Regions from separate parts of the Homo sapiens genome. Here region 1 is linked to region 2. A link is an interaction called in ENCODE POLR2A ChIA-PET data of the cell type or tissue named here. Cell type or tissue: PC-3. All regions are shown on one strand. Links, peaks and the distances in the headings refer to the core of each region. The heading gives the core; the rest is flanking DNA. Region 1 has its middle 11 kb from the start of MYO1E. Region 2 overlaps MYO1E (myosin IE).

Region 1 (5,378 bases), core at 68-5,067, 100 kb before region 2:
TCAGCCTCCCCAGTAGCTGGGATTACAGGCATGTACCACCACGCCTGGCCAAGTTTTGTATTTGTAGTAGAGATGGTGTTTCACCATGTTGGCCAGGCTGATCTCGAACTCCTGACCTCAGGTAATCCGCCCACCTTGGCTTCCCAAAGTGCTGGGATTACAGGCGTGAGCCAGCATGCCCAGCCACCTTGCTCTTTTCATTTTAACTTATCAATAGATCTTGGGAATCTTTCCATATAGGTTTAGAAACAAATTCCTTATTCTGTTTTTAAAGGGTTGTGTTTGCTTGTTTTTGTTTTTTGAGATGGAGTCTCACTCCGTCGCCCAGGCTGGAGCACAGTGGCATGATCTTGGCTCACTGCAACCTCACCTCCCAGGTTCAAGGGATTCTCCCACCTCAGCTTCCCAAGTAGCTGGGACTACAGGCTCATGCCACTGTGACTGGCTAATTTTTGTATTTTTAGTAGAGACAGTTTCACCGTGTTGGCCAGGCTGGTCTTCAACTCCTGACCTCAAGTGACCCACATGCCTCGGCCTCCCAAAGTGCTGGGATTACAGGCATGAGCCACTGTGCCTGGCTAAAGCGTTTTAAAACTTAAAGAATCATATTACAAATTGTCTCCTAATGTTTTTAACCAGTTCTGCTAATGATGGACGTTTGCATTGTTTGCAATCTTTTGCTACATCGACGATGCCTTGTAGTCATATGTCAATTTGCATTGTGCATGTACATATCTGGATAAATTTCCAAAAGCAGGAGGGCTGGGTCAGACTATATAATTCTGTAATGTTGATAGAGGGAACCAAACTGTTTTCCACAGGAGTTCTAGCTGTTTATACTCCCAGCAAAAATACACAAGAAACCTGTTTCTCCACAGCCTTGCCAAAAGAGAGGAAAAGAGAGAGCAAAGATTTAAGAAGTGGTGGCTCAGCCTCAAAAACAAAAGGAGGCTGGGTGCGGTGGCTCACGCCTTTAATCCCAGCACTGTGGGAGGCAGAGGAGGGAGGACTGCTTGGGCCCAGGAGTTCAAGGCCAGCCTGGGCAACATGGCAAGACCCCGTCTCTACAAAAAAAATACAAAAAAATTGGCCGGGCACGATGGCACACACCTGTAGTCCCAGCTATGCAGGAGGCCGAGGTGGGAGGATCACTTGAGCCCAGGAGGTCAAGGCTGCAGTGAGCCATGTTTGAAACACTGCATTCCAGCTTGGGTGGCAAAGCGAGACCCTGTCTCAAAAAAAGAAAAAGAGAAAAAGAGGAAAATTAGATGAAGACTGGAAATAGCACATACAGTGTTGGAGCTGACATCTTCCCTGAGGTTCAACCAGTCTCTCCAAGAGATGTCTAGAACCTCTGTTAGCACCAACTGAACAGGCCTAACGGAACTCGCTGAAACCAGACCCTGGTCTTGGTTTTTCATTTCCTGCCAATGGAACCACCATTTTCTCACATTTAAAACCTTGTAGAAGAGGGTGGGAGCAGGTAGACTTTCAGTTTTTACTTCACAAACTCTAAATATTTATGCTTTATTTTATTACAGGAAGCATATATTTCTCTTAGAATTGAAAACCCATAATACTATACTGCAAAAACTTGAAAGTCTAGTCATTTTTCTTTTAGTTTTTATTTATCCATTCAAACATTTTCTATTGTGTGAGCTATTTGTTTTCATTTCTGTTTTTTTTTTTTTTTCTGACAGGTGCCTAGGAGAATAGTTTCTAAATAATGTAGCTTTATAGGGAAATTATTTTAAAAAACATTAATTTCACTTTTTTTTTTTTTTTGAGAGAGATAGGTTCTCACTCAGTCACCCAAGCTGGAGTGCAGTGGTAAGATCATAGCTCACTGCAGCCTCCAACTCCTAGGCTCATGTGATCCTCCTGCCTCAGCCTCCTGAGTGGCTGGGACTAAAGATGCACACCACCACAACCAGCTAATTAAAAATTTTTTTTTGTAGAAACAAGGGTCTGTCTCACTATGTTGCCCAGGCTGGTCTTGAACTCCAGACTGGTCTTTTTTTTTTTTTTTTGGATACAGAGTCTCACTCTGTCTCCCAGGCTGGAGTGCAGTGGCGCAATCTCGGCTCGCTGCAAGCTCTGCCCCCCGGGTTCATGCCATTCTCCTGCCTCAGCCTCCTAAGTAACTGGGACTACAGGCACCCGCCACCAGGCCCGGCTAATTTTTTTCTATTTTTAGTAGAGACGGGGTTTCACCGTGTTAGCCAGGATGGTCTCGATCTCCTGATCTCGTGACCTGCCCTCCTCAGCCTCCCAAAGTGCTGGGATTACAGGCGTGAGCCACCGCGCCCGGCCTTTCCAGGCTGGTCTTGAACTCCTTGCTTCAAGAAATTTTCCCACCTCTGCCTCCCAAAATGCTGAGATTACAGGCTAATTTCGCTACTTTATAAATTATTTCTAAGCATCACCCCCTGCCACCACTCTCACACCCACTCGCAGTTTTTAAACTGAAAAGAAACTGGAATGTTTACATAATCATTATTGGAGCTAGGACACTTTTTTTTTTTTTTTTTGAGATGGAGTCTCGCTCTGTCGCCCAGGCTGGAGTGCGGTGGCGTGATCTCAGCTCACTGCAAGCTCCGCCTCCCCGGTTCATGCCATTCTCCTGCCTCAGCCTCCCGAGTAGCTGGGACTACAGGCGCCCGCCACCACGCCCGGCTAATTTTTTGTATTTTTAGTAGAGACAGGGTTTCACCAAGTTAGACCAGGATGGTCTCGATCTCCTGACCTTGTGATCGCCCGCCTCGGCCTCCCAAAGTGCTGGGATTACAGGTGTGAGCCATCGTGCCCGGCCGGAGCTGGGACACTTTTTAAAGGGAATTTATATAGCTAGGATTTGTGACAGTTGTGTGATTTTTTTATGTGGTTATGTGGTGTCATGCACTTTTCAATTCACTGAGGTCTCTTTTATAATAAAAATGCATATTTATATTTACTTTATAAAATTTGGAGCAAAACTGTACTACTTTAAATTATGGAAGCTTATAATTGTCATAGCTGTTTTTAGAATCACATTCTTGGTCCAACTTATAATCCATTTGTTATCAAGTCCTTATTGAAGCATTCCTCCTATGGGAAACTGTCATCAACTTTATCATGTTTGGCTCTATTTCGGGATTTCCAGGAATTCAATATAATAAAAGAGAGGGGCCATCTCCTTGTGCCGTTGACCTTTGTACATTCACCTTTCCACAGATACAGACATTGTATAGAAATGCACCTGAGCCATGTTTCCTACATGGCATCAGGACAATGGGCCAGGCAACAAAGGAACCTTTTGAGCTATCTCTTGGCGGTGCTGCCTGCCAGTCCATAGCTCAGGTCCACCTGCGCTACCAGCATTGTCAAACTACAGTATTTACTCAATTACATTCATACTGGGTTCCATTTAGCCTTGTCGCTTTTTCAAAATTAGTGAAATATGGAGAAAATATAAGTGCAAACACTAGTAAAAGGGAGTGTTGTTCTCATAAACATAAAACAATTGAGACAAAGAAGGGAATCATTAGGTGTGGAGAAGGTAGTGAATATTTAGCCTCAATAATGACAACTCATACCGAGACGTTGCTACGCATCACTCATCATTGCTATTACTTTATATGATTTAATTCATATTCTTACAACACTATGTGAGAAATAAATGATGAAGGTACTATTATTATCTCTGTCTTTACAGATAAAAAAAAATTCATGATTTATAAAGGTAAATAGCCTGACCCAAATCTTAAAGCTGCCTATTGGACTTCAGGTGGTCAACTTTGCTCAGCTAGGATGGAGATGCTCAGATTTTAAAAACATCTATGCATGCTGGAATTATAGCTTAAGACTATGTCTAGGGGACAGCACACAATCAGGGATTTTATGCTACATTTTAGATCTCTGAAAATAGAAACCTGTGCTTAAAGCACACGGATTTGTCTTTGAACTTTATATATCTGACATTGGTGTGTGTTTTGGGAACGTGTTCTATATGAAGGTAGAACTCTCTTGCATTGTTGTATGTTTTGGATGTACATGTAAACATGTGAATCCTATGAGGACTGGGAACTTGTCTTCTACTTCTCCAGCACCTACAACAGTGCTCAGTAAAGGTTGGTTGTGGTGGTGAGTGATAACAGTAGTCAGTTGGAAACCATGCTGCCATCATGCTGAACACCAAGAAACACTCTATTCAATCTCCCCAAGTGTTTGTAACAATATATTGAAAAACATGTCATCTATCTGAGCATGGTGGCTCACACCTGTAATTCCAGCACTTTGGGAGGCCGAGGAGGGAGGATCGCTTGAGCCCAGGAGCTTGAGACCAGCCTGGGCAATATAGCAAGACCCAGTCCTACAAAAAAAGAAAAAAAAATTAGCTAGCCATGTTGGCACCGCCTGTAGTTCTGGCTACTTGGGAGGCAGAGGCAGGAGGATTGCTTGAGATATGTGTTCACACCACTGGAGTCCAGCCTGAGTGACAGAGTGAGACCCTGTGTCAAAAAAAAAAAAAAAAAAGAAAAAAATGTCATCTTAAATACACACACACAACACACACATCTATGTGTTTACACAAATATTTAAAGGCATGTAATCAAAAACACATTTATAAGTACATGATAATAAAGGAAAAATGATGTCACATCTCAAGTATGTAAACACATTTACAGGCACAATGATGATAAAGGGGAAATGATGATGATCATTACAAAGGCCATACATTTTTTTCTATTGAAGAGGTGAACGGAATTACCCTCCTGGACTCACTAAGTGTAGAAATCGAGGCAGCAGACAGGCAAAGTCAGCAAACTGCTGCATGCCCTAAATTTGGAGTGTCTACCCTGTCTTCCTTCCCCAGAGACTCTGTCCCCATCTGCCATCTCTTTTTAATGGGGCAGTAAGCTTTAGGACATCACTCCTCTCACAGCATTTGCTTGGAATGTGACTGGACAGGCACCTGGTCCCAGCAGAGCCTTCCTTGTCAGTGACCTATGACCTGGGTGGCGTGATTTAAAAGGTTGAGCTGGGTGAGTCAGATTCTTTCTTTTTTTCTCTCCGTCCCTTTCTCCCTATGGAACTTGAATCAAAAGTCTAGAGGGCAGTTTCCAGTGAGCTGTGGGCAACATTGTAAAAAACGTTATTCTAGGGCCCAAGTCAGATCGTGACAGGCTACAGGCACTTTGCAAGCTGAAATCGGGGAAGAGGAACAACTGTGAGTTAAGTGGGAGAAGCTTCAAGAGACAGACAAGAAAAGAACATCCAACCACGCAGAGATGCACAGCCCTGCCTTCTTTTGTCTTGTTTTTCCTGGGCTCCTGGGCATGTATACTTTAAAAAAAAATTTCTTTCTGGCCTAGTGAAGTGGCTCACGCCTATAATCC
Region 2 (5,378 bases), core at 61-5,060:
TTCTTTGTTCCATGGTACAGGGTGATAGTTCATATTATGTCACAAGAAATTGTTCAGTTACCTCCCTGTCTTTATTTATATGCACAGCTGCTGGTGTTTCTAGCTAGTCTTCCTGCCTCATTACCTTGGCTGTGTAATTGAATTAGAAAAAGGTATTGAGCAGCTACTACTTCAGAGACTATCATTTTCAAACCACAAATTAGGACACAGAGTCTGGTAGGATTTTTGACTTATGAATCTATTAGGCCGGTGCCATTAATGGCAAAAACCGCAATTACTTTTGTGCCGACCTGTATGATTAATAAAAATCTTAATGGACATGCACACACTAATTTGGTATGCATTTAATAGGCTGACTTAATTTTTTCTTTTCTTTTTCTTAAAAATTTTTTTCACTTTTATTTTTAAAATTCATTTCAGCTAATTAATTAATTGATTTTATTATTTTTTTTAAAGACAGTGTCTAGTCGGGCGTGGTGGCTCACGCCTGTAATCCCAGCACTTGAGGAGGCCAAGGTGGGTGGATCACTTGACGTCAGGAGTTCAAGATCAGGAGTTCTCTACTAAAAACACACACAAAAAAGAATTAGCTGGGCGTGGCGGTGGGCACCTTCTGTAAGCCCAGCCACTCGGGGGGCTGAGGCAGGAGAATGGCGTGAAGCCGGGGGGCAGAGGTTATAGTGAGCCAAGATTGTGCCACTGCACTCCAGCCTGGGCGACAGAGCCAGACTCCGTCTCAAAAAAAAAAAAAAAAAAAAAAAAAGAGACAGTGTCTTGCGTGTTGCCCAGGCTGTTCTCAAACTCCTGGCCTTACGTGATCTTTCTGTCTCAGCCTCCACTGAGATGAAGGACATGAACCGCCACACCTTGCAAGATTGCTTTAAAACTGTAAATAATAAAATTCTGTGAAACTGGCCTTGCCCAAGGCACAGAGGCATGTGAGAGGTAGAGCTTGTACCCAAGTCTGTTGATTTTAATCAGTTTGCTAGATTAGGAAGAAAAGTTACATTCCTGAATCGTATTACCGAATGTCTAAGAGCTTTGCACTTAAAAACAAGAGTGGTGATGTGGGAGCTCTCTTAAGGGACTGTTAAGTGCTTGATGTATGTGACATGCTAGCAGAGCCACAGCTGAAAAGACAGGGACTAACATCAGTGTGACTCTCTTGTCACTTGTTTGATTAAAATATAATCAGAGCAGAAGTGAAATGAGCATTTGTCATATTAAGGAATCTCAAGCATTTGATTCATATTATTCTGTAGCTTGAAATGTCCTTACCTCACTAATGATGTGGTGAAGATTAATTGCCTGTTATTCTGTTTAAAAAGTTAATCATCCAGGCTGGGCACGGTGGCTTACACCTATAATCCCAGCACTTTGGGAGGCTGAGGCAGGAGGATTGCTCAAGCCCAAGAGTTTGAGACTAGCCTGGGCAACACAGTGGGACCCTGTCTCTACAAAAAAAAAAAAAATTTTTTTTTTTTTTGGTAGAGAAACACAGCCAGGTATGGTGGTGCACACCTGTAGCCCTGGCTACTAGGGAAGCTGAGGAGGGAGGATTAATTGAGCCCTGGAGGTTGAGGCCTCAGTGAGCTATGTTTGCGCCACAGCACTCCAGCCTGGGTGACAAAGTGAGACCCTGTCTCAAAAAAATAAAAATAAAAATAAAATAGTAATCATCCAACCTCAAATATCTGTTACTCTTAACTGGACTACTTACATGGTTAAGAGAAGGAGAACTGTGTTTAGGGGCAATATCTCTTCCCTTTGATCTCCTGAGTTGGGGGCAAATAGGAACGCCTTGGAAACTTATTTCTTCCTTGGAGCAGACTCTGGGCCCAGGACTCCTATTTGCCCCACGATAGCTGCTGCCACAGTGCTGCCGTGTACCTACAGCAAACATGTTGTGAGGTGAGTCAGTGTAGCCTGGAATTTATTCACCCAGCTAGTAAAGATTGGGCACTCCCATGCCCCAGGCACCACCCTGGTGGGGACATGGCAGGGGGCAGACATCATCCCAAGGCTGACTCCAGGGCACGGAACTTCCTCTGCATTATGCAAGGCTGTGCAGAGCCAGGCTGCTCCGTGAGCTCCTAGCTTGCAGGGCTTTGTACCAGGTATTCTGTTTACCACGTGGTACTTCTTTTTCTTCTGTAAAAAAAAGGATAATACAAGTACTTGGTGGTGTCATTGGGCAGATGAAAGAAGTTGATACGTGACACATAGTAAACATGCAATAAAGCAGTTACTATGAACTTTAGAATTATTGCTGTTTCCAACTGCTGTTACTTTATTATGAGAGGCAGTAGGTACAATGTTTAAGGGCAAAGATCTGAAGCAGACTGCCTGGGTTTGAAGCCCAGCTGTGGGAGCTGAGCAAGTTACTTAACTTCTCTGTGCTTCACTCAGTTTCCTGCCTCGTGAAGTTGTAAGGATTAGATAAGTTATATGTAAAATGCTTAGAGCAGTGCTTGGTATGTAATAAGAATTAGCTGTTACGTGAGAATAATAATAATGTATTTCATTCATTCAACAAATACTTGGGGGCTGCCCATGCCATGCATCATGGCACTCTACTAGGTCTTGGGGCAGAATGGTGAATAAGACTTGGTCCTAGGGGTCAGTTTAATCAGGGAGCCAGGCACTCAGGTAATGCTGTTAGAGCAGGCTTCTTAGCAAGATGATGCCTGACCTGTGCTGGGTGAGAGTTTAGTAGGCATAGAGTTGGGTTGAGGTAGGGAGGAGTTCATAGAAGAATACCCTAAGCTGGGGGACAGTGGGAATGTAGGTACTGAAGATCCCACCTCACACACACACTGTGGAAAAACAGAAACAAAGCACAGCATGGTATGCACAGAAAATGGTGTGGTGGGAACCTCAAAACGGAGAAAGCAGGGGTTAGAGATGGACAAGGACAGGTCAGGGAAGCCTCGCTAAGATTTGCACTTCAAATGCATGCGCAGCTACCTTGAGGGGTTCCAGACCAGGCTTGTGAAGGCAGCCACTGTCCTCTGACCGCCCGTCTCCCTGGGATGAGGGCAACCAGAGCCCTTTTTGTGCCCTGGAGGATGGATGCCCTGAGCATCTCAGAGAGCCTGGGCTGCCCAGGCCTTTCCCTTTCCCCTTTCCCCTTTCCCCTTTCCCCTTTCCCCTCCCCTCTCCCCCCTCCCCCTCCCCCTCCCCCTCCCCCTCCCCCTCCCCCTCCCCCCTCCCCCCCTCCCCCCTCCCCTCCCTCTCCCACTCCCCCTTCCCTTTCCTTCCCTTCTCTTTCTTTGTCTTGCTCTGTTACGCAGGCTGTAGTGCAGTAACGCAGTCACGGCTCACTGCAGCCTTGACCTCCTGAGCTTAAGCGATCCTCCTGCCTCCGGCTCTCGAGAGTAGCCTGGACCACAGGCATGTGCCACCACGTCCAGCTAATGTTTTGATTTTGTGTAGAGATGGGGTCTCGCTATGTTGTCCAGGCTGGCCTCTAACTCCCGGGCTCAAGCAGTCCTCCCTCCTTGGCCTCCCAAAGTGCTGGGATTATAGGCATGAGCCACCACACCTGGTCTTCAAAGGGACTTTTGGTGAGGATCAGAGATAGGAGCCACCATTCTAGGGTTCCTGGAGTTTGTGAGGGAAAGAGGACAGAACCGTTTTGGTAATGCTTACGGGAAGCACTTCCTGAGAGAGAAAGAATAAAAAGCAGTTACCCAAGAGAATTTCCTGCTCAGCCTCAAGACAAGCCCTGACCCTGGGGACTACTGACATGTCCCACCTGTGGCTGGGAGGGTTTTCTGAGGTGGGAGGTCTAGACAGAGCAGGGGGCTTGGGAGCCCTGATGGAAAGTGCAGGGAATTCAGAACACAAACATAGGGTAGGTTCTACTTGTGAGAACACAACCTAGACTCTCGCCTGCAAACTAAAAGGGAAATCTGGTCTTACCATGTGAGATTTTCCACAGCAGAGTAAAATGCATTTGGGAAATCGAACAGAAGTTATTTAAATTCCCTATGGCTGGACTTGAAATTGACAAGAAAAGGCCCAATAGGGAATGCCAGTGTGTCCCCAGGTGTGGAACATGGCACCAGGGTAGACCTTAACATCGGTATGTACAACCCCACACTGGTGTATTTTACAATATTTCTCTTTTTCTTTTCCTTTTTTTTTTTTGAACAGGGTCTTGCTTTGTCACCAGGCTGGAGTGCAGTGGTGCAATCATAGCTTACTGCAGCCTTGAACTCCTGGGCTCAAGCAATCCTTTCACCTTTGCTTCCCAAAGCCCTGGGATTACAGGCATGAGCCACCGCGACCGGCTTACAACATTTGTCTTCGTAGCTATTTTTACATGTTGAAGAAACAAAACTAGCACACCAAACTGGTGGATTTTATGAAGATTGTTGTGTAGGTTTAATCAAAATTATTAAGGACCATTTATAGAAAAATTTGAAGCAAGTGCTGTGGAATGTGGTTATAGGAAACTTGTTAAAATAGTTGAAAATGACTGAGGTTTAGGAAAGATTGCAATATGGTGTGGTGTATGTCAGAAAAGTCATGGGGGCCGGGCGCGGTGGCTCACGCCTGTAATCCTAACCCTCTCGGAGGCCGAGGCGGGCAGATCACCTGAGGTCAGGAGTTTGAGACCAGCCTGGGCAACATAGTGAAAACCCGTCTCTACTAAAAATACAAAAATAAGCTTGGTGTGGTAGTGCACGCCTGTAGTCCCAGCTATTCGGGAGACTGAGGCAGGAGAATCACTTGAACCAGGGAGGTGGAGGTTGCAGTGAGCCAAGATCATGCCATTACACTCCAGCCTAGGTGACAGAGCAAGACTCTTTCTCAGAAAAAAAAAAAGAAAGAAAAGAAAAAGAAAAGAAAAGGAAAAGTCATGGGGAAAGTCAGACATCATAGTAATCCCAGGGCAGACATATCGCATGGAGGGTGGGACACCTTTCTGCTTCAAATGGTGTTAATATTGAAAGAACCTGTAGGCTGAAAGAGATACAAACTTGAACATGTCTTTACAAAGCGAAGAGGAAATTACGTAAAGACCTTGCTTTGCGAGCTGTGGTCTGGTGATGGGTGGCTTCTCTTGGGCAGCTTGTCATCCAGGACCCTTGTCCTCATCCTCTAGTGGGTTGGAGGTGAGGATGGGGGAGGGGGTGGCAGCTACAAAAATTTCTGCAACAAAGCCTCTAAAACTGGGTGATCATCAGCCTCACCAGTAAAGCCACTACACAGTTCCTGACGTGAGATTAGTATTTGGTACAATGCTTCCAGAGTAATCAAAATTTTTATAATATTTTTTCATCTGTGATGATATTAAACAGTGATATTTGAAGAGTACCTGGCCCTTAGTAAATGTCATGCGCCAGAATATATCACACCTAAGATGCTAC

What was found. Peaks named below come from ENCODE experiments on the same cell type or tissue, not always from the same donor. Only the 100,000 strongest peaks of a DNase experiment are listed, where the experiment ranks them.
Region 1: POLR2A ChIA-PET joins it to region 2 with 5 read pairs; 15 of 35 experiments call an interaction of 5 or more read pairs at or near these places.

The regions. Positions count from the first base shown.
Region 1 is chr15:59,380,733-59,386,110 of GRCh38, reverse strand. No RefSeq gene overlaps it. Among named protein-coding and RNA genes, the nearest start is that of MYO1E, 11 kb to the right of the region's middle. In PC-3, for the core only: no CTCF peak of the experiment used is centred there; no DNase peak of the experiment used is centred there.
Region 2 is chr15:59,280,736-59,286,113 of GRCh38, reverse strand. All of the region lies in intron 1 of MYO1E (myosin IE), which reads left to right. Among named protein-coding and RNA genes, the nearest start is that of LDHAL6B, 77 kb to the right of the region's middle. RefSeq lists a silencer at 3,870-4,164. In PC-3, for the core only: no CTCF peak of the experiment used is centred there; a DNase peak (open chromatin) is centred at 2,073; H3K4me3 peaks cover 664 bases; H3K27ac peaks cover 3,794 bases.